Regions from separate parts of the Homo sapiens genome. Here region 2 is linked to region 1. Evidence: chromatin loops called from intact Hi-C (ENCODE). Cell type or tissue: mucosa of descending colon. All regions are shown on one strand. Each heading gives the region's core, and the rest is flanking DNA. Links, peaks and the distances in the headings are about the cores only.

Evidence for each region. Peaks named below come from ENCODE experiments on the same cell type or tissue, not always from the same donor. Only the 100,000 strongest peaks of a DNase experiment are listed, where the experiment ranks them.
Region 2: it touches region 1 in a loop (2.8-fold over the local background); 1 of 110 quality-filtered maps calls a loop at or near these places.

The regions. Positions count from the first base shown.
Region 1 is chr4:27,047,159-27,059,895 of GRCh38, reverse strand. No RefSeq gene overlaps it. Among named protein-coding and RNA genes, the nearest start is that of LINC02261, 160 kb to the left of the region's middle. RefSeq lists an enhancer at 1-1,014. In mucosa of descending colon, for the core only: no CTCF peak of the experiment used is centred there; no DNase peak of the experiment used is centred there.
Region 2 is chr4:27,120,308-27,133,044 of GRCh38, reverse strand. No RefSeq gene overlaps it. Among named protein-coding and RNA genes, the nearest start is that of LINC02261, 91 kb to the left of the region's middle. RefSeq lists enhancers at 8,402-9,259, 9,260-10,118, 10,119-10,977 and a silencer at 9,644-9,938. In mucosa of descending colon, for the core only: no CTCF peak of the experiment used is centred there; a DNase peak (open chromatin) is centred at 5,964.

The sequences.
Region 1 (12,737 bases), core at 1,566-9,565:
CAACATCTCTGAAAAGATTGGTTTCTCTGGGTTGCAGTCGAGGTTTCCTGCCAGAAAAGAAAGTTCAAGAAGCCCAGCACCCCACACCTCTCCCAAGTGAGTAAATAGCAAACTGAGAAGAATATCAAGATACTACATAAAATTTTTTGATTTTTCATTTTAAATACTGTCTTGATTCCTCATGGGACTTTCCCAACGCGGAAACAGCGATGACTGTACAAGGGAAAACAGATGATTATTTTGCTCGTTCCTGTCCCACCCTGCCCTCCTTGCCTTTGAGTTCTCATGCAATCCTATTGGGATCTTTGCAGGTGAATGAAACATTTTGATTTGCTTGTTGATTTCAAAGACAGCTCCCTGGGAAATACCACAGCGATTGTGTTCAAATTCACCTGAGTAAAATGTTTTTGCTTATTAGAAAACAATCTTTGCAACAGGAGCAAGCCATACATGAGATGCAGAGATCAGAAATGAGAGTCTTTCAGAAGGTTACTGATATTTCCTGAGATGTGCTAATGTGTCATATTTGACAGGAAGGTGAAGAGAGCAAAGTGGGGCCACCTGAAAGAGCACAACTCAATCACTTAGACCCCATTCACTGAAAATTCAGACGTGCCTGAGCTAATAGACAACTGCCTGCTATTTAGAGAGTGAGGATGTGTTACAAACACTGCAGACATGGACCTCATCTATTCCTCATGACAACCACTGTGGGGAAAGAATTGCCATCCCCATTTCACACGTGAGGAAAATCATATGTAAAAATGATGCAAGAGATCTGGGAATTTCCATAGGTCACTGAGCTAAAAAGTAGCAAGGCTGAGCCCCCAACTGGTTCTGCAGGGCCATCAATCACAGAGGCCCGCTAGACCCCAGAAGGTCCTGTATTATAACAGTCATGGCATTCTAATTTCTGATGTAATTGGAAGTCTTTTCTACCAGAGGCTTTCACACCCTTTGGAAGGCCTGGGGAAGCAGAGGCCAGCGAAGCAACTGCTTGAGTTCCTGAACCCATGAAGTGCCAGAGCCGTGGAGAAGCAGTAGGCAGTCCCTGGTGTCACCACCAGGGAGGTGTATTTTCACAGCAACATCCAATTAGAAGATAAATGCAGATTTGCTTTTCTAAACAGAATGCACTTAAACCAACACTCAGCTCTCCTTCCCTGAACAAATTCTCAGGGAAAGCTACTGGCTACAGATGAGCCTTTGCGATCACTTTCAGGTATTGTTCGGTGAGTGATTCCTGCAGGCTCACCCAGAAGCTGCTGCAAACCCCATGATGATCCCACACTTCTGCTGACAGTAACCCTGAAGGATGATATAGCTTCACCTGTTCTTCCACTTTCCAGACCTCATTCCAGTGCCTCTGATTGGCTGAATATAACCCAAAACCAAGCTGGAAACCATCATTCTCAGCAAACTATCGCAAGGACAAAAAAACAAACACCACATGTTCTCACTCATAGGTGGGAATTGAACAATGAGAACACATGGACACAGGAAGGGGAACATCACACACCGGGGCCTGTTGTGGGGTGGGGGGAGGGGGGAGGGATAGCATTAAATGACGAGTTAATGGGTGCAGCACACCAACATGGCACATGTATACATATGTAACAAACCTGCACATTGTGCACATGTACCCTAAAATTTAAAGTATAATAAAAAAAAGAACTGGGGGGCATTTAAGTAGTCCCTGATTCTTCCTTGCAATGCAGAAGAGAGTGGACAAAGACGCAGTAATGGTATTGAGCTGACCACAGCCAATGGTATTAGTAAATAATATATGCATCACCAATTTATTATCCCAATGTATAGATCTGGGACTATTAAAGGGAATTTTTAAAATGGCCGCCACCATTGTATCATTAATCTATGGCTGCGTAAGAAACCACTCAAAAATTAGTGCCTAAAGCAACAACTGTTTACTTGGCTCACAGTTCTCAAGGTCAGCAATTTGGGCTGTGCTCAGCTGGTCCTTCTTGTGTGTCTGTGGTCGGCTTCCAATAAGTCAGGTGGCTCCATTTCTCAGGGTGCACGTCTGGTGGCCGGGACAGTGGGGATACTGGGCCACATTTCTCTCATCTTCCAGAAGATTACCCAGGCTTGCTCCCATAGAAGCTGGCAGAGTTCCAAGGGTGTAAACAAAAGCTGCCAAATCTTTTGAGGGCCGGGCTCAGAATTGCTATCATGTCATTTTTGCCATATTCTACTGCACAAAGTGAGTCACAGGGCCCACTCCACTTCAGAGGACAGAGAAACAGACTCTGCTCCTGAAGAGAGAAGCCACAAACCCACATTCCAATGGGGCGGCATTCACAGAGTGGAATCATGGCGACTTTCGCAAACATTTTGGGAAAGAGTAAGGCAAATAAAGTTCAACATGTTTTTCAAGCCCCTTGCAGGACTTTAATACAAGGAAGTAGATGATCAGTCTCCAAGAAGAAGGCGTAATGTGTAGGGTCCCCACAACTTAGGTAGCCACAAAGCCCTTTTGGTTTGGGGCATCTTGTGGGCCAGTTGCTCTGGGAATCATCTCTGTGAAATACCACTCAGCCCCATTGTGAATTTCCAGTCTGAATCAAGGAAGAGGTCTATTTTAATCACTGAGAGGATGGAATGTCATCAGCGGGGTAGACGTTGTGTGGGGGAGAATGCCTTGTTTTATAGCGGGGCGGAGCGGGAAATAAAGTGCCCTATAGTACCTTAACCTTTGGTTTCCAGCCTGGAAAGACCACAGCATGTGTTCAACAGCCTCCCTAAAGTCATTATTGCTTCCGAGCTAGCTGAATTGCTCGATAATAACAATTCTTTGCACTTATGGAATGCGTTTCCTCCGAGGAGAGCCAAGTAATTTAGAATCACTTATTAATTAATCCTCAGCCCCCACATGAGATGAGGATGGGTTATTACGCATCTTTAACGGATGTGTGAAGTGGGTAAATGAAAACAAAATGACATTAACCGTCTGCCCAAGGTCACTGTGTTGTCAAACTCACTGGACACCCTCCCAGCTCCGTAGACCTCACTCGTCATTTTGGGTGCCTCTCTCACAGTGGCAGCGGAATTCCTCGGAGCTGGGTTCCGGCCATTTCAGGAAAGTCTGTGTTTACTGAATCAACCATGAGGATTTTGCTGTTTCATTTCATGGGGGGGCCGGGGGTGGGGTGGGGGCTTCATTTTTACTATTCCGCTTTTGGGTTTAGTGTTGATTTGAAAATTTAGTGTTCGGGTGTCCAAGAAGAGCTGGTTCTAATTGCACTTATCTTGCATTTTGTTCACAGAGACGTCACTTACTCGGGGAGAATATGCACTCACCAAGCTGAAACAGGGTGCCGCTGCCCACCGCACGCGAAAGCAGGACTCAGAAAGGAGGAGGGAAGCATGTGTTGTCCCCACCAGGGCCGCGTATTTTCACAGCAAAATCCAGTTAGGAGATACATGCAGACTGTCTTTTCTGAACAGAATGCACTTACCCCAGCACGCAGCTCTCCCGGGGTCCACTTCCCTTAGCAGCTGAACAAATTCTCAGGGAAAGCCCCTGACCACGGAGGAGCCTGCGCGATCACTTTCAGTCACCGTTTCCAATCTGTTTCCGAAAGGAGTTCTTCCCTAAATGTGTGTTTTTCCACACATACAAACCAAACCAATCTTAGTGGGTTTATTTTTGTAAAGGGAAGGGAGAACCTGTCACGTCGAAATAGCTACAAAGCCCATCGAAAACTTAGACACTGTGGGGTCTAGTTAAAACCTGTGTTTTAACTAATATCCCCATGGTCAGGTAATGAGAGCCAGGGCCAGCCTTCTGAGTTGCACAAAACCAGCTGCAGCTACCCCTGGTGAATGAGAATAGGCACTTCAGAGGACACAAAAATCCAGGAGCTGGTAAGGAGCTCTTCTTGCACATGGTCACTTTCAGGGTCAACTCGAGGGAAGAAAATTCTGCAACGTTTAGAACTTGGAGAAACACTCTTGATTCGATGCGGTTCGGGTTGTGCAGACTGACGGAACTTCATCTGTCCTTCATTCATTCCCTCTTTCATCAAATGTTTATTGAGCACATACTTTGCTGAAGGCCTGGTTCTGGGGCTCTTGGAGGATGGATCCAAAGCCTGCGGCCTGGAATGAAACATTCAATGAATTCCTTTTCTCTCTCTCTCTTCAGGTCTGTGTGCCAGGCCCAGTGTCAGGCTCTGCCTGGGTACCTTATGATTCCCACTCCCAGAAGCTTAGGGTGCAAATCAGAACTGTCTAGGAAGCAATCTAATTAAGGCTTCCTGGTAGACCCAAATGCCCCAGGTCTCAAAGGAAGAAGACAATGATGGTGGAACAGGAGTTAGAAGAGTAGAGTCCACCATGGGTCCAGATCATGGCGTGTTGTAAAAGGGGATCTCAGGCAGACAGGGGCACTAGAGGGCCAGGGGACAAGTGTATCATTGTGCCTGAGGACTGGCCTGCAGCTGGCAGCTGTTGGCTCACATGGTGAGATTCCCACGGGACTACACCAGCATCTTTTCTTACTTTCCCTCACTGTGAGCCACAACACTGCTTTTTTTGTTCCTGGGTCCTGAGATTAATCTTGCATGTCTGTGTGTGAGAGGTGGAAGTATGTCCTTACACGTGTTTTAACTAATGGCTCATTACTGGCTCAAATTTATCATCTTCAGCCCATCCTTGTCCCTCCCATCTGCCTTCACCTGCTAAATCCTCTCGATCATATTCCAAAGCTATATTTTACTGGTTTGAATCTCGTCTCTGCGACCACACAGCCCTCGGTAAAAGACTTAACTTCTGAGTTTCACCGCTTGCATCTGATAACATTGTGAACAAGAAATGAAACAACCTACATAAAGCACTTGGAACAGAGTTGGTAGCCAGTAAATGTTAATTCTGTTTTATCCCCCTTGCAACTTCTTCCTCTGTGTTCCCACCGCAGGTTGCTTATCCAGCTATATTTGACTAAGGTTAGAGGCTGCTTTGTATAAAAGTTAGTGACAACTGGTCCTTTACATTGATGATGAATAATTTAAAGGGAAGAAGAATCTATATTGACTATAAGGTAACAGAGATAGAAATAAAAGCACAGCCTTGGAGTGGGGGCAGGGCGGGAATCATAGCTGATTTGCATATGCACATTCACCAGGGAGTTAGAACCAGTCATTTGTTTATAACCCAATCCTATAATTTCAAATATTTACAAAGCATTCATCAAATCATACACAACCCTATTTTAGAAGAAAATCTTCCAGACATTGGCCACATAAGAAACTTACTCTATGTTCCAAGGGACAAAAGTAATTGATGGATGATGATAAAACAAATTGCTACCAAAAGGGGACATAAATGTGGAACCAAAGAACCCATGAGAGGATGAACATGTGACACTGCCGAAGGATTTGCTGGCTTTGGCTGGATCCCCGGGTGACCGCCAACGTTAGTGTATATGTAAGTTTCTAAAATATGTACCACATAGAGTGCAAAGTTTGGCAGACACCTGAGAAACAGCAACTAGTGGATAATGAATTAACACATATACCTTTTGGAGACGACTCCATTTTTTTCTGACCCATTTGGAAATGAAGCATTAAAAAGGAGATCCTGTAAGAAGCAAACAGAAATGCCAGCTCTCTACCAATGTTCTCTTTCAAGAATTCTTCCCAAATTTGGTGTGTTAATGACTTGTTAAGAATTAAGTGACCCAATATAAGACAGCAGTTATCTACTGAGTCTGATTTTTCAAAGACCACCCATTTCATGAACCAAGTTGAAAAACATCTTCCCTTATGAGCAAATAAGACTATTTGGGGAAAACAATAAGAGAGTAATAAATTTAACATCTTTTTCGACTCCACTTCTTACACCATGAAGAATGTTTTTGCATCTTCAGCAGGGAGGTTCTTGGTCTAAGTCACCAACCAGGTGCCTAAGCCACAAAAGTACCAGAGAAGGACTAGCCAGCACCTAAATTATCCACCAGCCCTTCCCTGTAACTGGCTGGAGAAAAACCAGAAGCAAATCTTCAAATATCTACCCATTCTGAGCCCTGCTCAGCACAACAGTATTGCTATAATTCCCTGCTCTTAGGGGAAGAAATGTACCTTCACCTGAATTTTATTTTGAATCAAATACACTTTGGGCAATCAAAAAGAGATGATTATTAATTGCCCCCACGTGGCAATGTCTTGGGGCTTAATTCAGAACAGTAATGGCTCCGGGGATAGAAAACATGTTCGAACTCTAAGTCAGCCCTAGCTTAACACATTCCCTCACCAAGCAGGAATCAGGAAAAGTGGTGAGATAGCAAGACAAAGCACAAGGTCACTAGAAGGCGACCTTCCAGTTGGAGGAAGGTGACCACATTTCAGTGGTGAGGGAGAGGTGTCCACCTTCCAGTGGTGGGGTGGGGAGGTGACCACCTTCCAGTTCTAAAGAGAGCAGCAGAAAAAGCAAGAATCAGCAGCTGTTCATCCACAGAGCTGTACTTATATATGACCAGGGAGACACAGACACACAAATTACAGATATACTCACATGTGCAATACACACGCTCAGCAGTGTGAACCACAATAAGGATAGCCCTGTTGGTAAGATGAGTGGGCTTCACACACACACATACACACACACAGAATGCATGCTTTCTGATACACGCACATGTGCACAGATCAGAAACATTTTCTTTAAAGATATTCATAAATGAAGAAATACGCTTTTTCTCTGCAAATTTGGACCTCTGTGACCTTCTGCATTGAAGGCATGGTATGACTAATCTGAGCTAACACAAGCCTGGTCACATTAAGGGTGTGTGCCCACCTCAGTTCGGCGACCTCCACATTTTCCATAATAATAAGAGATCCTTACATCGTTGCAGCTCTACTTAGCATTTGGGGTGTCAAAATCCCCTGGGACCCCAAAAGCCCCCTTTCTGTCACGTATCACAGTGTAGTAGGGCAAACATAATAGATTTCATCCAACCCAACTGCACAATTGGGAGATAGTTTTTAAATTTTATTCAGTAACGAGAGTGGTTTTATTGTTGTAGATACTGGAGGAATACAAATCGGCCAGATTTCTCGTCCATAAAAAAAGCCGGCATTAGAGTTGGGAGGAACGTGAAGTTGAAAAAGAAGAATTCTTCTCAAGATTTATGTGTAAATAAAGTTAAAGCACAAAACGGGGAAACCGGACTCTTTAATATGGCTCTCCTTTAGAAATATTTATACAAGCCTTTGAACCGAGCCCAACAATTCAGAGTTGACGCCATGCGGTGTTCTCAACATCTTATCAAATATTAAAAACCCCATTCTGCAGAACAACGACACTTTACATGCCGAAAAGGCAAAATAATATTTGAGCAAACTCCCCTTTGTTTCCACCAAGAGAAACTTGAGCACTTTTTTTCACCTTTTACATTTTCAGAAGAAACATCTTTTCCTTTGCTGCAGAATCTATAAGAAGCTGGCAACCTGGAAATGCTTATTGCACTCATCCTGGATTCCCCCCACAGGACCTCAGGATCTCAGGCTCTGAGCAGTGCTTAAGCACAATCCCAGGGCCTGGGCCAGATATGGAGGAGGCAACCAGTCTCCACGGCCCTCCTGTCTCCTATCCTGTGTCTCACTCGGTAAGAATGAGACAAGTAGGCTGGGCGCGGTGGCTCAGCCTGTGATCCCAGGACTTTGAGAGGCAAGGCAGGAGGATCACTTGAGGTCAGGAGTTCGAGACCAGGCTAGCTAAATGGTGAAACCTCATCTCTACTAAAAACACAAAAAGTAGCCGTCCATGGTGGTGCACATTTGTAATCCCAGCTACTTGGGAGGCTGAGACAGGAGAATCACGTGAACCTGGGAGGCAGAGGTTGCAGTGAGCCGAGATCGCACCACTGCACTCCAGCCTGGGTGACAGAGCGACTCTGTCTCAAAATAAAAGAACAAGACAGTTAACAACAGTGAAAGTCACTGTGGCCTGAGATGATCTGGGAAAGCTTTCTGAAAAAGGCAGGAACGTAGCTGAGCCTAGAAGCAAAGGGTGTACCTAGACAGCTGTTTCAAATTCCACGTCTTACGTATACTATTCCCTCTAACTGAATGGCCTCTTTTATCTTCTCAGAAAATACCTATGTAAGTCTAAACACAGGACGTCTCTCCACTGACCTACCTCTCAGCCCAGTTCTTCCCGTCCTGCTCCCTCCAGCCATTCAACTTTTGCAAATTCTGCCGATTACACAGCGAGCACTTTGACAAGAGAGCTTGATTTCACATGGGGCCTCCAGACCTGAGGTGAGAGGAGATTGTCCCCAGGTGGAAATAAAGATCTGGTGCTTCCCATAACAAGTTCTCATTAGCCAAAGGCTATAGTGTTGAAAATACATGCTATGTATAAAAGGTGACTTGTCTTCAAATTTTTCTTGTAACTAGAAAGATTGTCAGAATTTTAAATGCTCCACCACCCTAGCCAACATGGTGAAACACCATCTCTACTAAAAATACAAAAATCAGCCAGGCGTGGTGGCACGTGCCTATAGTCCCAGCTACTTGGGAGGCTGAGGCATAAGAATCACTTGAACCCAAGAGGCGGAGGTTGCACTGAGCTGAGATCCCGCCACTGCACACCAGCCTGGGCAATAAAGTGAGACTGTGTCTCAAAAAAAAAAAAAAAAAAAGAGAAGAATGTGGATATTTATTTGCTTGAATTCAGAATCCATTTACCTGGAGCTGAGGCCTATGAAAACCTGGACAAAAAGATCACCAGGCCCCATGCCTATCAGGGAAATCTTTGGAATGATTGCTAATGGGGTGGAGCTGGGCACTGGAGGCACTGAGTGGGAGGAGAAATTCTGTCATGGAGACAGAGGTGTGTCCAGGTAGGCTTGGTGAGAGACACACAGATTCGACATGGGTCCTGAAGGATGCAGAAGGGGGAGGGTGGTGGGGAGGAGGTGAGAAGGGCGTCTGGAAGGGCCAGGAACAGTGTGGATGGGTCAGCATGATCCCTGGTCAGGGGTGAGGGAGGAGACTCTGTGACAAGATTGGGCTGCTTCTCCATGTTGGGCTGCTCTTGCTAACAGGGGAGATGACTGAGAGCAAAGGTTACTTAATGAGATTTTTCTAGACATCTAATATGAGTGTCGCCCAACTGGAACCACAGGCCAGAGTCCATATAGGCTGTGGGAAGTGGGGTATGGCCATAGTGGAACAATGGGAAAACCATCTAAGATTCAGGGCATTTAACTTAGGGGTAGAGAGGAGTGTCGCACTGAAACCCTATTGACTCTAGTGGGGAAGGTACCAGATTCAAGAGGCTGGAGAGGAGACCCAGCGCCAGCAAACAAAACATGAGATTTTGGGGGGGTTTTTTGAGACAGAATCTCCCTCTGTTGCCCAGGCTGGAGCAAGTGGTGCCCTCTCGGCTCACTGAAGCCTCCACCTCCTAGGTTCAAGCAATTCTCCTGCTGCAGCCTCCTGAGTAGCTGGGATTACAAGCGTGCACCACCATGCCCAGCTAATTTTTGTATTTTTGTAGAGATGGAGTTTTACCATGTTAGCAAGGCTGGTCTCGAACTCCTGACCTCAAGTGATCTGCCTGCCTCTGCCTCCCAAAGTGCTGGGATTACATGCGTGAGCCACCGCACCCAGCCCATGAGATTTTACTGGAGGCTTACATACAGGGGAGAGGGCCCAGTGGCCGTGGGCTGGGCAAGATATCGGCCTTCCCTACAGTAAAGTGGTGGCGGCTAGGCAGGAAAACCACAGCTCCTTGCAAAAAGCCCGCAGTTCACGTAGCATTTCTACTTAACACCTTCTCCCTAACAACCTCCACCTGGCAATCCTCACTCAACCCAAAACTCAGGGCCTGAATCCCCGTGTTCCATGGCGTGGGCCAGGGGCTCAGATGTTCCTGATAGACATGGAACAAATCTCCGAGTTCGCCACTCCTGGATTCCCTAGCCCAGAACTCACATTCAGGTGCATCTGCCATACAGAGTCCTTCTCAGGGTACACTTAAATTATTGCTATCATGTGCACTTACCTACAAGGAGTCAGGGTTCAGTAGAAGTAAGGCTGTCTTTCTCATAATAGAAGGGCCAGGTCATGGCAGACTTTGCACCTGGGTTAAGTCGAGGCAGAGAGGTTTCCTCTCATGTGCCATTTCTGAGGAAATCATAGCACCTGCCTGGAGGGCTGTGCTGAGAAGGACATCAGCTCCTCAGAATTTCCCACAGACCTCTGCGTGAACAGCCCTGTTCCCCTCCCTGACTGCATTTCCCACCGCTGCGCTGAGCTGGGCTCACCATGGGGAAAAATGGCCCAACGGTTAGCCCTACCCCTCAGTGGGGCCATCTTTACGTTGACACAATGCCAACCACAACATTCCCATCCCTGAGCAAGTTTATGCAGCAACTGTAACACTTGAACCCTGGCTGGGAGAGGTCCTTGTGGAGCTTTTCCAACTCTAACGTTTTAGGATGGAACCAAGGTGATAAAAACACAAAACTTAACTCCTACTTAGATGGGGCCAAGATGAAATTGACCAGGCTTTCATAACAGAGAACTGCAGAGTCCCTGTTCACCTTCGGCTGTCAAGTGGATTAACCAGTACTCAAAAGGTGTTTCAAAACCCAAAGCACCACAGCAAAGAATTCAACCAGTGAAATATTAATGGGTTGTGCTGGAAGATAAAATTAAATACTTAGTATTTGTCGAGTACCAAAGAAAATTACACCAAATAACTCAAAACGAAATATTTAATTAGCTGCTCTGAAACGGATTTGTTCTGAAACCATTAATCTCATTAACACACACAACTTCCCTTTCACAGTACCTGCTTTGTTTTTGTATGAGGCCGACACGCAGCTCACATTTGTCTACTTGTGTATGTGGATATCTCTAAGAGCCTCCTCGTAATACAAACTGTGTTTCTGCTTCCTTGCTTCCCATATTTGTGGGTAACATTCATTATCCACAAAACAAAATAAAGAAATTGCTCCAAATGAGAAACAGTCGATGTTTCCAACTGCACAGAGAAGGGGCTATTTTTCCAACGTGCACTGCAGATGTGGCAGCTGAATGCATGTGCACACGAAAACGCTAAATGAACAGCCCGCATAATCGTGACAATTATACGTTGCAATATGTTCTGTTTCTACTCATTAACTCGGGAAGTTCCAAGGAGGGGTAAAAAGTCGGTCGTTCTGTTCTCTTAAAACTGCAGCTTTGTGGACTCTACCTGCTTACTGATAAATTTGACATTATTGAAAAAATACTGTAATAAATTTAGAAACAAAGATTATTCCCACTGAAAAATTATATAATTAACATTTTGAAAGCAGCTGGGATCGGGAGTATTGGAAATAATACCAATACAATACTGCCATCTAGAGGAAACTGGGAGAAACCACAGCCCTTTTTTATTTTTCTGATTGCCGTCTTCCCAGTTGTAAAATCAGCAGCGTAATAAAAGGGTTTGCTGGCTGGTATATGTGATAACGATGGGGAAGGGAGACTCACAGTTCCAAATAATGCAATCTTTAGATGAGAGATCTCAAAATTTTTCTTCACATCCCTGAACTCTGAGGCGTCGGAGACGTTGAGGAGGGGCATGTTAACCAGAAAAAGAGGGGCAAACTCAGATCTCCACGAGGCCCGCCAAGAGCCTGAATGCATGTGCAGCCCAGTCTTAGTATTGCCCTTCCTTTTTTTGCGTGTTTTTGGTTGTTTGTTTGTTTAAGGAAAGCTGAAAATGTGTACATGTGTGTGAAATCTCCAGATATTTTAATTTGGCAACTTCTAAAAAATTTAGCTGTGCGGTCTGAATAAAACATGTCTGAGGACCAGCTTTGGCTCAAAGACAGCCAGTTTGTGACAGCCAGTTTGTGATCTTTGGGATAGAAGAAAAAATATTGCCAGTGAATACTGACCAAATGAGAAAGGAAGAGAGAACCCAGGGGGCTGTTACCAGCTTAGAAATGTGTCAAGTGCTTATGTGCCACACTGAAATGCCAGTCTAGACAAGATTCGAACACAGCATTGGATTTAGCTGTCCTGCCCTCTGTAATTTATACAGCTGTGCAGTGTAAGGCTTAATGAAACCGTGCACCGTCTTTTATTATTATTATTATTATTATTATTATTATTATTATTATTACTTATTTAGTTATTTATTTTGAGATGGAGTTTCACTCTTGTCACCCAGGCTGGAGTCCAAGGGTGCGATCTTGGCTCACTGCAACCTCTGCCTCCCAGGTTCAAGTGATTCTCCTGACTCAATCTCCCGAGCAGTTGGGATTACAGGCGCGTGCCAGCACACCTGGCTAATTTTTGTATTTTTAGTAGAGACGGGGTTTCATCACATTGGCCAGGCTGGTCTCGAACTCCTGACCTCAGGTGATGCGCCCACCTCGGCCTCCCAAAGTGCTGGGATTACAGGCGTGAGCCACCATGCCCGGCCTGTGCACCATCTATCTGCAAATGCAGTAAGTGGTTTCCCCACTCACACGCTGATTCATCAGTAGGTTAGGCCAGTCCTTTCTCTACCCTGGTTACACCTGAGAAATCTCCCCCAGGAGTTCATCACCAGTTAATGGAAGACACAATGGGAGAGAAAGAAAGGAGAAGAAAGCACTAAAATAAAGTCAAAGACAGAAATTGCCAAAGAAGACAGGGGCTGTTGTTCTGATGTTTTCAAATAATCACATCATTGAACCAGGAAAAAAAATCATAACTAATAGTGGCCACAATGTC
Region 2 (12,737 bases), core at 1,989-9,988, 73 kb before region 1:
CCTAGAGAAATCTGGTATAATAAATTCCACTAGCAGAATTCTGGATTCTCCTGTTAGAGTTGGCAATGATGATAACTCTGGGGATATTGTGCCCCCAAATGATACCATTTAGTGGGGAAAAAAAAGGGAGGCAGAGTTTCAGTGTCATTCTTAATATCTATTCCTTCATTTAACAGACAATGATTGGCCGGCACACACTAGTCTATTTCACTCATTTAAAAAGCATTCCATAGCAGTCTATTATTTGGCAGATTCTGTTCTACAAATATGCATTAGCACCTGCAATGTACTAGAAACAAGCAATGCCAAGATGAATTCAATCCAACTCTACCCTGAAAAAAGTACACAGACCAATGGAAGATAGTGGTCATGTGATTAATAGACTACAATGCCAGGGTAGTGTTTGACAGCCAAGTTTTACTCTCTCAGTAAAACTGACCTTCCAGACCCATGGAAAGCCTCAGAATGTCTGCCCTCCTACCAAAACTACAGTAGAGAAAATAGGTAATTGGGTAGGATAAAGTAATGGCCCCACTTCTAGGTCATTGATTTTCAAATTTTCATACATAACAGAAGTACCTAGAAAAACTGATATCAATGTAGATTCTCAGGGCCCATCTCAAATGTTCAGATTCAGTTGATAGAGTCTTTGCTGTCAGACCCATGGGTGACAGTTATGGATTTTACTGTGTCTTCCAAAAACTTCATATGCTGATGTTCTATCCTTTGGTATTCCAATATGTGAGCTTATTTGGAAGTGAGGTTGCTGCAAATATAATTAGCTAAGATGAGTTCATATTAGGGGTGGGCCCTAGTCCAGTACGACTGTTACCTTTACGTATTACTCTGCTTGGGCCCCCATAACAAAATAGCACAGACTGAGTAGCTCAAACAACAGAAATGTGCTTCCTCACTGTCTTGATGCTGATGGTCCAAGATCAAGGTTAGTTTACCATCAGCAGGCCTAGTTTCCTCTGAAGCTTCTTTCAGTGGCACCTCCTTCTCACGTGGACCTCTTTCGGGTCCTCACGTGGCCATCTCTCTGTGTGCCCACATCCCTGGTGTCTTTCCGTGTGTCCAAATTTTCTCTCCACATAAGGACACCCATCAGATTGGACTAGGGCCCATCCTAACCTCATTTTAACTTAATCATCTCTTTAAAGGCCCTACCTCCAAATATAGTCACATTCTAAGGTACCAAGGTTAGAGTTTCAACATATAGATTGGGCAGAGGGAAGGCAAACATAATAGAGCCTATACACCTTATAAAAAGGGAAAATGTAGACATAAATGCACACAGGGAGAATGCCATGTGAAGATGAAGGCAGAGATCTGGTGACATAGCTGAGGCCAAGGACACCAAACACTGCCAGCAACCCATCAGAAGCTAGGGGAGAGACCTGAAACAGATTCTCCCTCATGCACGCAGAGGGAGCCAACCCTGCCGACGCCTGGATCTCAGACTTCTAGTTTCAGAATTGTGAGACGATCCACTTGTGTGTAGTCCACCGTTTGTGGTCCTTTGTCACAGCAGCCCTAGCCAACTGATCCACTCTCCTTTCCCACCACAGTCAATGCCACCAGACGTCCTGGTTAATAGTCCTGAATTTCTTTGCCTGAGACCTTTCCCTGGCTGCCAGAGTTTACAGGCTGGGGTATTAATGCTCCAGAAGCCGCCTTCAAATAAGAAGTGATGGAAGTTGATGTGTAAATACCCCAGATCCCTGCCCCTCAGAAGTAATAAATGTTCTGTAGCACAGAGTTCCTCTAGAGTATTAACCTTCAGTTGCCCCAGCCATAGGGGGCTTGATAACATACCTAAAATCAACTGACTCATCTTCTCTGCCCTCTTCCCCACTCCCCTACTGGGGTTTCCTTCACTGCCCCCACTTTACTCAATGCTTGCCTCAGGCTCTGTCCCTAGGGGTTGCAAATTAAGATATTGTTCCAGGGTAGGGCCTTGAGATTTTCATTTTTTTAAAATTATACTTTAAGTTCTAGGGTACATGTGCACAAAGTGCAGATTTGTTACATAGGTATACATGTGCCATGTTGGTTTGCTGCACCCATCAACTCGTCATTTTAACAAGCTCCCCTGTCACTGGAATGCAGGTAGTTTGTGGATCACCACTGGAGGCATGCTGTTTTGGGGAATCCAAGTTCTATCCCTGAGGCCAGTGAGAGAAACCCAAGGCTACATAATTAACTCCTATTGGTTCCTATCTGGCACAACCGTTGTGCTGAACTGAGCTTTTATGTGACATCCTTGATCATTATAAGTGAAATAGGAATTAAACATAAGTCCTAAATTCATCATAAAACTCTATTTCTAAATTCATTATAAAACTCTCACCATATATATAAAATTTCTCCCAAGATTTTTTTTTCTCTAAGAATTTTATGCCAGAAAATATTAAATTTCCTCTAAGGACCCAGAATGCTTCTCTGTAATAATGAGAGGTGTGGATTTGCTCTTTTTCCCTTTTTGGCCTAGTGACCAGGAAGCTCTAAGGCAAATCAGATGCTCAGTCACTATAATTATGGAGGCCACATTCATATTTGCTTCCCATCTCTTTCATGCTCTTACATTTCAATTCTACCTATATTTCGTTTTTGAAAGAGTCAAGGGAAAGGGAATAAAACAAACATTAGAGTGTGAATGAAGAATAATAAATTTTCTAAGGTTACCGAGGCACCAAGCCAAACAGCTTTTCCTCTACATTTTCTATGATGGAGTTTCTCCCAAGGAAATTTGATGTGGAGCACTTCATTGGCAAAGAATACCTAGGTGAAAGGGACTCTGAGTAAAAATGATTAATGGCATTTGACCTGAGCCAGTTCCCCAGTTACGCCTATTTGGCCTCTAAATCTGAATACATTCTGTGCTAAAAAAAAATGCGTCCGGGAAAAGAAAAAGATTGACTCAGTCAATAGGATCCCCAAAGGGAAATTTTACCATTGCTGCAGAACCGTGGTTGGGAAAGAAAGTACCCATGCACATTTCCTCTTGGGAAACCCCTGTTGAGAAGACAAGAGTTCTATTTTCCTTTCAGTTCAACTCCAGAGTGGCCCACTTCAGACAACTGCAGTTTTCTCTACTGAGTCACACTCCCCAAGCCCAAATTCCTGCCAGCCCCATGGGGGCTTCGAAGAAAGCGTAGAGGCTTTACTGTGCAGAGAACATGCTCAATGGTACCCTGAAAGTGATAGCTTCTCTTCATAAGGAGAGACACAGAGAAAAGACACAGGGACTGATACTCAAATAGAGACAGAGTGTGCAAAGCACAGCTTCATCTTCTCTAGCAGTTGTCTTTGCAGAATGTTCAGCATATTGTAGGCATTCAACATTTTGAGTTTGAGACATAATTTATTGATTCAACAACACATTATTTAATTCTTTCAATGACATCCTCACAAGACAGCTAAGAGAGAAAACCATTTGTATCTCAGAGGTGGGCAAAAAGAGCACAGAAAGATTGTGACTTATTTGAAGTCATATATGGCAAATGACTTAGGACTATTTATTCCCAGTCATTCCCTAGCAACCTGCACCTCCTCTTGGGTTTGATATCTCAGTTGATATCATCGCCACCCACACAACCTCTTTGGCTGAAATTCTCAGAGTCAAGCACAGCCCCTCCTGCTCCTTCCCCTCCTATATGAATTGCCACTAATTGCTTCTGTCTACCCCGGAGTCTAGCCCCTCCTCTCTGTCTTCATGGCCATGACCTGGCTCCCTCTTTGTCTCTCATCAGGACATTCAGCCAGTCAGGTGGTTTCCAGTCCATTCCATTTTGAGACCATGTTTGCAGAATCTGAACTAAGGGACTAAGCAATTGTGTTAAAGGAAGGAGAGGAGTGTTCCCTGCTCCAAAGGAACTTACAGTTGCGAGAAGACAGACAGAAAATTCCAATGTGTGAAAGTGCTAAAATGGGGCCATGGGGCCACAAGGCACAGGCATCCATTAATTAATTCATTGAACAAATACTTACACAAACATTGAACAAACTCTATGCCAGACACTAGGCGAGGTGCTGGAGATCATCTGTGAGTAAGACCATCCAAAGACCCCGTACCCATGGAGCTTGTACTTTCATGGAGGAGACAAACAAAAATACTCCATTGATGATAGATGAGATAAATGACAGATGAATAGAAAGAGGGTAATATAAATTACTGTAAATAAAAAGGAAGCCAGAGGGGTATCAGTGTAGGTTCTAATATAAACAGGGTGATCGAAGAAAGCCTCTCTGAAGATGCCGTGGGAGCTGAGACTGGAAGAAGTGAAGCAGTGCACCGAACACCAGTGCAAAAGCTTCCAGGCAGAGTGAATGGTAAGTATGCAAACTGTGCAACAGGAATGTGCATTTCCCTCCAGCCAGAGCCATAGCCCAGGAAATCCTCACGGAGAAGACAAATGTGTGCTGACTGAAAGAATGAATGAGGCAGCCAGGGATGGTGGCTCATGCCTATGATTCCAGCACTTTGGGAGGTCAAGGAGGGTGGATCACCTGAGGTCAGGCATTTGAGACCAGCCTGGCCAACATGGGGAAACCCTGTCTCTACTAAACATACAAAAATTAGGCAAGCGTGGTGGCATGAGCCTGTAGTCCCAGCTACTCCAGAGGCTGAGGCAGGAGAATCGCTTGCACCCGGGAGGCAGAGGTTGCAGGGAGCCAAGATACCACTGCATTCTAGCCTAGCGACAGAGCGAGACTCCGTCTCAAAAAACAAAAAAAAAGGAATGATGCCGGGCGCTATGGCTCACGCCTGTAATCCCAACACTTTGGGAGGCCAAGGTGGGTGGATTGCCTGAGCTCAGGGGTTCGAGACCAGCCTGGGCAACATGGCAAAACCCCCTCTCTACTAAAAATACAGAAAATTAGTCAGGCGTGGTGGTGCGTGCCTGTAATCCCAGCTACTTGGGAGGCTGAGGCACAAGAATCGTTTGAACCCCAAGAGGGGGAGGTTGCAGTGAGCCGAGATCGTGCCACTGCACTCCAGCCTAAAAGGACACAACGAGACTGTCTCAAAAAATAAATACATAAATAAAAGAATGAGTTGCTGCCAGATGGAAAAGGACAAAGAGCGACCAGCTGAGGGCAGACACAGGCAGAGCACAAAGCCAGGAAAAAGGAGTGCTTTCTCCTGGGATCTCCACATAGAAATATCTGGCCACCAAACGGCTTTGAACTGTGCCACCAGTTTCCTATCCCATGAACTCTCCAGGCTTTTTGCCTCATCTTTGTTCAATTTGAGCCATCTTTTTACACAGGCATTTCACCAAGAGAAGCTCTTTGAGATCGGAAGCTCCTATTAAAAGCTGGCCCACTCGCACCACAGTGAGGGATTTGGCCCATTTCCACACGCTGGACTGGCCTGAGGGTCCTGATGAGAAGAAACGGGGTGGGGAAACCACAACCCTGGCCCACAGGTTCCCGGGGAGGTGCGCTGCAGCTTTCAGGGGTGCTCGCCCTCCATTCTGGGCATTAGCTCAGGATATGGGCTTGGACATCGCTTTGCTTCACTGACTTTTTTGCAACGCTAAGCACTGCCTCAGTGTCTCCATCTGTTACACTAGGACCAAAAGTCTGTGCCCTCCCCTTGCTTTTCAGAGCCCTGTAAGATTATTTATGCATAGCCTATAAAGCCTGGTAAACTCCTCCAAGCACAGCTTTATGCAAATACAAGATTAAGCCTTCATCGGCAAGCAGAAGGTCGGTTTTCATTTCTACATCAGCTCTCTTTATTTTTTTGCTGTAGAAGGAAATCTATCACTCCAGTATTCACAACTGGAGGGGGAAAAAATTCCTGATTTTACTTCCATATAATCCAGAAGCCTATGGCTCCCAGAACTATTGCGGAAGAAGCCAGAAGAGGCCAGATGAGGCCTCACCGGGCAGAAGGAGCACAGCAGGGGCAAGCACTAGGACAAACAGCAGTAAAAGAAAGAAGTAATGGCCAGGTGCAATGACTCATGCCTCTAATCCCAGCACTTTGGGAGGCAGAGGCGGGTGAATCACCTGAGGTCAGGAGTCCAAGACCAGCCTGGCCAACATAGTGAAACCCTGTCTCTAATAAAAATAACAAAAAATTAGCCAAGCGTGGTAGCAGGTGCCTGTAATCCCAGCTACTCAGGAGGCTGAGGCAGGAGAATCACTTGAACCTGGGAGGCAGAGATTGCAGTGAGCTGAGATCGTGCCATTGTACTCCAGCCTGGGCAACAAGAGCAAAATTCCATCTCAAAAAAAAAAAAAAGAAGAAGAAAAAGAAGAAAAAGAAGTAATTAGGCCAGGCTGCAAGAGGAGAAGGGAAAGAAAGTAGGACACACAGCAGAGGTGGACAACCAGCGCTTACCATGCATACATCCCCAGGATCAGGAGGCTTAGAGGAGGCACCAGGAGAAAAACCAGCAGCTCATTGCCTTATCTCATAAACCAACTACTTCTGCGTGACCCCCTGCAATCCACGGAACCACCTGAGTCTCAATCATCTTGCTGAGAACTTGGGTATCATTTTTGGGTCTCCCTGTCATCTCACAGTCTAGTTAAGGAAGCTTGTGAGGCACAAAGTAGGGCTTTAAAGACAACCCTTAAATACAAAGGTTAGCCAGAGTGGTGGTGGGTGCCTGTAATCCCAGCTACTTGGGAAGCTGAGGCAGGAGAATTGCTTGAACCTGGGAGGCAGAGGGTGCAGTGAGCTGAGATCATGCCATTGCACTCCAGCCTGGGTAACAGAGTGAGACCTTGTCTCAAGAATTAAAAATAAATAAAAAGTTAGAGACAACCCTTAACTGGAAAACAAGACTATTCTACCCATGAAGTACCCAGAGCCAGACCACACCTATCTCCTGGAATGAGTTCTCCCATCAAGAAGTGACTCCTGTCTCCAGTCACCTCATCTGTTTCCCAGACCCACTCTCCGCTCCCACCTCCCCATCTGAGGTTTATACCTGCCCTACGGGACCCTTGACTTCTCAGCCAAGAATCAAGCCCCATCCATGCATGTCTGGCACTGACGCTCTATATTCAGGCTTGTTATGTCTCATGTGGAGGGAGGCATGCCAAATTCTACCTCTGCAGTAACTACTGAGTCTTTTATCCACTTATTCTCATGCATTTAACAAATAGGCACACCACTCCTACCATGTGTCACACACAATCGTGAACACTAGGACTCAGATGCACAAGCAGAAGATTCCTGCTCTCAGTTTAGCACTGGAGACAGAAGAAATGCCAATAGGACAGGGGTAGTTGATGGGTGTCTGGACCACTAAACACAGGTGGTCAAGGAAGGCCTCTCAGAAGAGGTGATATGTGACAGATGAGAGAGAGCCCGCCATGCAGAGATGTGGGGGGAGAGAGGTGGGGCATGAAGGAGGACAGCCAGTTCAAAGGCCCTGGGGCAGAATCAAGCTACATTCAGAAACCAGAAGGAGCTATGTGGCTGGAGCAGAGGGAAAGGGGGGAATTGGTAAGAGATGAGAGCAGAGAAGTTCCTCAGGCACCAGATATTCTAGGGCCCTGTTGGCTATGGTAAGGATTGAGGGTTTCGTAAGCGAAACTGGAAGGCATTCAAAGGTTTAAAACAAAGGAGTGATTTGTTCTGATCTGGGTATATATTTAAAGATCACCGTGGCTGCCGTTTGGAGGGAACAAAAGGAAGAAGAGAGGCCTATAGGGGCAGTTGCGGGGTCCAGGTGGGGGAGATGATGGCTCTGGAGAGGGGGCAGCCATGGAGATGGTGGTCCTTCCTGCTGTTCACCTGCCTTCATGCAGACCCTCCTCACTTCTTGCCCAGACTAATACAGTAGCTTCTGAATTCTTTATCCTTCTTCCCCAATCTCTCCCACATCAAATCAGCTCTAACACCACTACCTGGTAATGCATCCTAATGATAGCTGTGGAGCCACTGCTGGATGCCTGTGGAATCCGATTCACCTCCTCCTTATTTGCACATCACCATCACCCAGTTTAGGTTAATGAGAGGCACATGAGAGCCTACAGGGTGGCGCCTCCCAGAAACCTATTGCTTTCCTGAGATAAACAATAACAGACTTGGCTGATATGAGATCTTGGCCCTGTTTTTGCCTATGGTACAGTCACCATGCCCGGAGGTGGCATGACCACCTCTTAAGGATGGTGAAGCTCAAAGCTAGAAGAGACCTAGTTCCCAAGAGCATCTTTGAGCCCCTGGAGCATCCCCTGGATAGTCTGCCTCTGAATTCTTTTTTTAGCTGAGGAAAATGAACCTCTATTTGTTTAAGCCACTGTAGTTGAATTTCTATTAAGAGCAGCTGAACACATTTTCTCACCAAAGCAAGAAGCTCAGGGAATGAATTCACCTACAGCAATAGAAGATGTTAGCCCCAAGCATGTGGCTCATAAAACAGAGGGAGAATCGGGTTCTGATGAAAGCTAAGTCACTATCACATAAGGATTTTCAATAATACAAACTCTTAGTTTCTGTGGGGTAGTTGCTAGAATTCCATGATCTCCATATGGGCAGATGTGCTAATAGAAGAACATTGGGCCAAGGCCCAATGGCTCAGCTCCCCAGGGGAGTTTGTTCTGGATGCCCAGGTTCACTCCCCTAAACTCTGTGCATCGTGGGAGCATCCAGAGAGGCCTCAGAATGTGAGCTCCAAAGCAGTCACCTGAAAACAAATCACGGCCAGGCACAGTAGCTCACACCTATAATCTCAGCACTTTGGGAGGCAGAGGCAGGTGGATCACTTGAGCCAAGGAGTTCAAGACCAGCCTGGGTAACATGGCAAAACCTCATCTCTACTAAAAAATAAAAAATTAGCCAGATATGGTGGTGCATGCCTGTATAGTACCAGCTACTCGGGAGGCTGAGGCAGGGGGATCGCTTGAGTCTGGGGAGGTCAAGGCTGCAGTGAGACAAGATTATGCCACTGGACTCTGCCTGGGCAACAGAGTGAGACCTTGTCTCAAAAAAAAAAAAAATAACTTCCATTAACTGTTGGGTGTCAGAAGGCTAGATAGGGTCTGGAACAGAGACAACTCCTTCTCCTATAATTGTAATAGGTAAATTGTAACCATAATAGGTTCATTGCCTGAAGCACATGGCAAGTCAGTGCACCAAGGCATTGAGTAGTAGCAGAGAAAGAGGTTTAATCACAGGGTCACCAAACAAGGAGACAGCAGGAAACCTCAAGTCTGTCTCCTTGAGGAGTTTGGGGCCAAAGTTTTTAAGGGTTTTGGAGTGGGCCAAAGTGTGGAGATCATTGATTGGTCTGAGAGTGAAGGATTTAAGTCACGGGTCAAGGAGGTAAAGAAGCTGTATTCTCATGCTGATTTGGTTCCTCTGTGAAGGTCTTTTAACTGGTTGGCATCAGCTGTTTTGCTGGAATTCAGGATCTGCTTAAGCAATTCTGAAACAAAAGGCTTAGGATTCTAACATCAGAAATCCTAGCTACAGAAACAATGGGGATGCAAATAGCCAGTGTCTAGCATTGAGTGCCTTTCAGTTACACGGAAGTGGGTCAAAGTGCAGCCTGGTTAATGCTTATAACTATATTTCTGTCCAGAATTCTTGTTAACCATGTGAGAACAGCTCCACTCCAAGGTCCAAAAGAAACTCAGAGATGGGGCCAGGGGCATCCATGGAGGCCACCAGTCAGGCTGAAGCATAACATTACAGGCTCTGGGGGTCAGTCCAGACACAGGCAGGCAGCATCTCAAGGCCCTGTGTTGGAAAAAGGAAGGTTTCCCAGCAGGGAGAGGGCAGAGTATATGAGTCACCAGGGAACTCGTTAAAATACAGATTCCAAGTCAGTTGGTCTGGAGTGAAACCTGAGAGTTGCTAACAAGCTCAGAGGATGCTGAGGCTGCTCAACAGGTGACCACACTTTGAATAATGAGGAGTAAGAACACAGAATAGGGAGTGTGCCCTATGGGTATAACCAGGAAGCTACTGGGAGGTATGTGTGTGTGTTGTGCAGATGTGTGTGCTCATATTTTCACAATTGGGATGAGCAGGGACTCAGTAGCAATCAGATGAGTGAGAAATGGCGTTTAACACTGGGCAGGTTACCTATTGTTGACAAGAATTAAATCCTGTAAAAATATGTAAAGAGGTTTATTCTGAGCTGAATATGAGTGACCATGGCCCTATTTACAGTCCCAAGAGGTCCTGAGAACATGTGTCCAAGGTGGTTGGTTTACAGCTTGGTTTTATTCATTTTTGGGAGACATAAGGCATCAATCAATACATGTGAGGTATACACTGGTTTGGTCCAGAGAGGCAGGCTCACCTTTCCAGACTGAACCAACGTATACCTCACATGGTTTGGTGGGGGTGGGTAGGGAGGAAGCTTACAGATCACAGGTGGATTCACAGATTTTTCTGATTGGCTGTTGGTTGAAAGAGTTATTGAAAAACCTGGAATCAATAGAAAGGACTGTCTAGGGTAAGTTAAGAAGTTGTGGAGACTGAGATTCTTGTTATATAGATGAAGTCTCAATAGGTGGCCACCCTCAGAAGCAATAGATGGCAAATGTTTCCTATTCAGACCACTAAAAGGTGCTAGACTCTAAGTCAATCTCTTCAGGATTGGGAGGCCCTGGAAGGGGAAAGATCTAGTTACCTTAACAGAGATTCTTTACAGATGCAAATTTTCTCCCACAAAAGATGGTTCTGGAGGGTCATTTCAAAATATATCAAAAAAAATCTGGGGATAAAGAAGTTTGATTTTCTTTTTTATCTGTCACATGATGTTATGCCAGAGTCAGGTTGGAAAGTAAGTCATGTCATAAAGGGTTAAATAAAACCCATCTGATGAGATTTTATGGTTTGTAGGGCATGACAAACCTTGGTCTCTCAGATAGGAATTTGGGCAAGAGACGAAAAGGTCAGAGTTTAGTCCTCACTATGCAGAAAAGACATCGCTGAAGAATGTCCCAGGACAAGAGACATCCTTAGGAGCCCTGCCCGGCTGCCATCACTGCAGCTGTGAGCACTGCAGCACATGACTGGGGCCAGCATCCTCTTCAGATCCTCAATCTGTGTGGCTGCAATACACAAACTAGAGAAGCTGTCAAGTTTCTTCCTATGCAGTTCAGGTCTTCCTATGCAGCTGCCAGTTTCTTCTTGTGCACTCGGTTCCGACTGTGGTAACTGAAACTGAGTGCTAGGACTGAGTAAGGTCCTTGGAGTTCTTGGACTTGACACAGAAAAAAATAAAATAACCCAGAAAGGTCAATACATTCCTGCAGAGCAAGCTGGTGCTCAAGCCATGTGATCTAAATATAAGAAGGGATTTGACCTCAGATTGAATTCTAAGCCAGTAAAGCCAGACAGATTGCTTACCTCTATAATCAGTGAAAACAATAAAGCTATTTTCATTTGAAAGAAAGTAAAAATGCATAAAGGGCCTGGCCTTCTGAAAATTGCTCTAGATTGACTGCAAACCCAAGCATGCCCACGCTTTGCCAAAACTTAACCTGTACCGGCAGCTCAAATACTTAAAAGTCACAAGAATGTTCTTCTTTGCTCTTAAATGTGGACATGGGGGGAAAATGAGGAAGAAAAGGAGGCTGGATCTAGAGGAAATATAAAAGCTGGAGTGGATTTTTCCTCTCCTCTTTCAAGTTTGTTTGGAACTTTGTGAAGAAAATGTCCTGGTCTGTTCCATCACCCTCGGTTCTCATTTAAGCTGCACTGAGACTGTGTTTTGAATAAACAGAGCACAAGGGCAGTGCTTCAGAAAGAGCTTCATAGAGATTGAATGGATAGCAGAGAAAAGAGCCTAAAGCATGAAGATCTTGGGGCTCAGAATCAAACCTGAGTGTCCTAGGAAGCCTGTGTTTTCTTTCTCAAAAGTTTCATTTTTCTTCTCATCTCAAATTCTGATATCATCAGTTTGGGGTGGAAAGAGTAAATCTGGGAAGGATTGAGCCCCAGGAAGGAGCCCATTCGATCTGGTGCTGTCCCCAACCTACCCCACATGCATACAAACCTCCAGCTCAGCCTGCAACAGCCCTGACTCTATCTTGCTGGCTGCCAGGAAGTCAACCCAATGAGGCTGGAGGCCACACCTGCTATCTCCCTCCATATTTGTTCAATAACTTTGTTCTGGGATTCTCCGTTGAGGCCTTCGAATCTTTTTTCTCAGGAGATCCATGTAAAAGTGTCCTTAGGCTGGGCACACTGGCTCACACCTAAAAAAAGTGTCTTCATGAGCAAAAGAAATTCCCTTTTATCCTTCTGATATGGTTTGGCTGTGTCTCCATGCAAATCTCATCTTGATTTGTAGCTCCCATAATTCCCCCATGATGTGGGAGGGACCCAGTGGGAGATAATTGAATCATAGGGGCGGTTTCCCCCATATTGTTCTCTTGGTAGTGAATAAGTCTCACGAGATCTGATGGTTTTCTAAGGAGAAACCTCATTTTCTTGGTTCTCTCATTTCTCTCTTGCCTGCCACCATGTAACACATGCCTTTCACCTTGCGCCATGATTGTGAGGCCTCCCCAGCCACATGGAACTGTTTAAACCTCTTTTTCTTTATAAATCATCCAGTATTGGGTATGTCTTTATCAGCAGCGTGAAAATGGACTAATACACCTTCCTTCTTCTCATTGACATAAACCTACCTGCAGAAAGCTAAGACAGACCAGAGCATGTCAATCACCATAAAGAAGGAAAAAAATTTAACACTGATATCATATAGATAAGGAAGGTTGAAAGATTTCTGGAAGTTTTTTAAGCA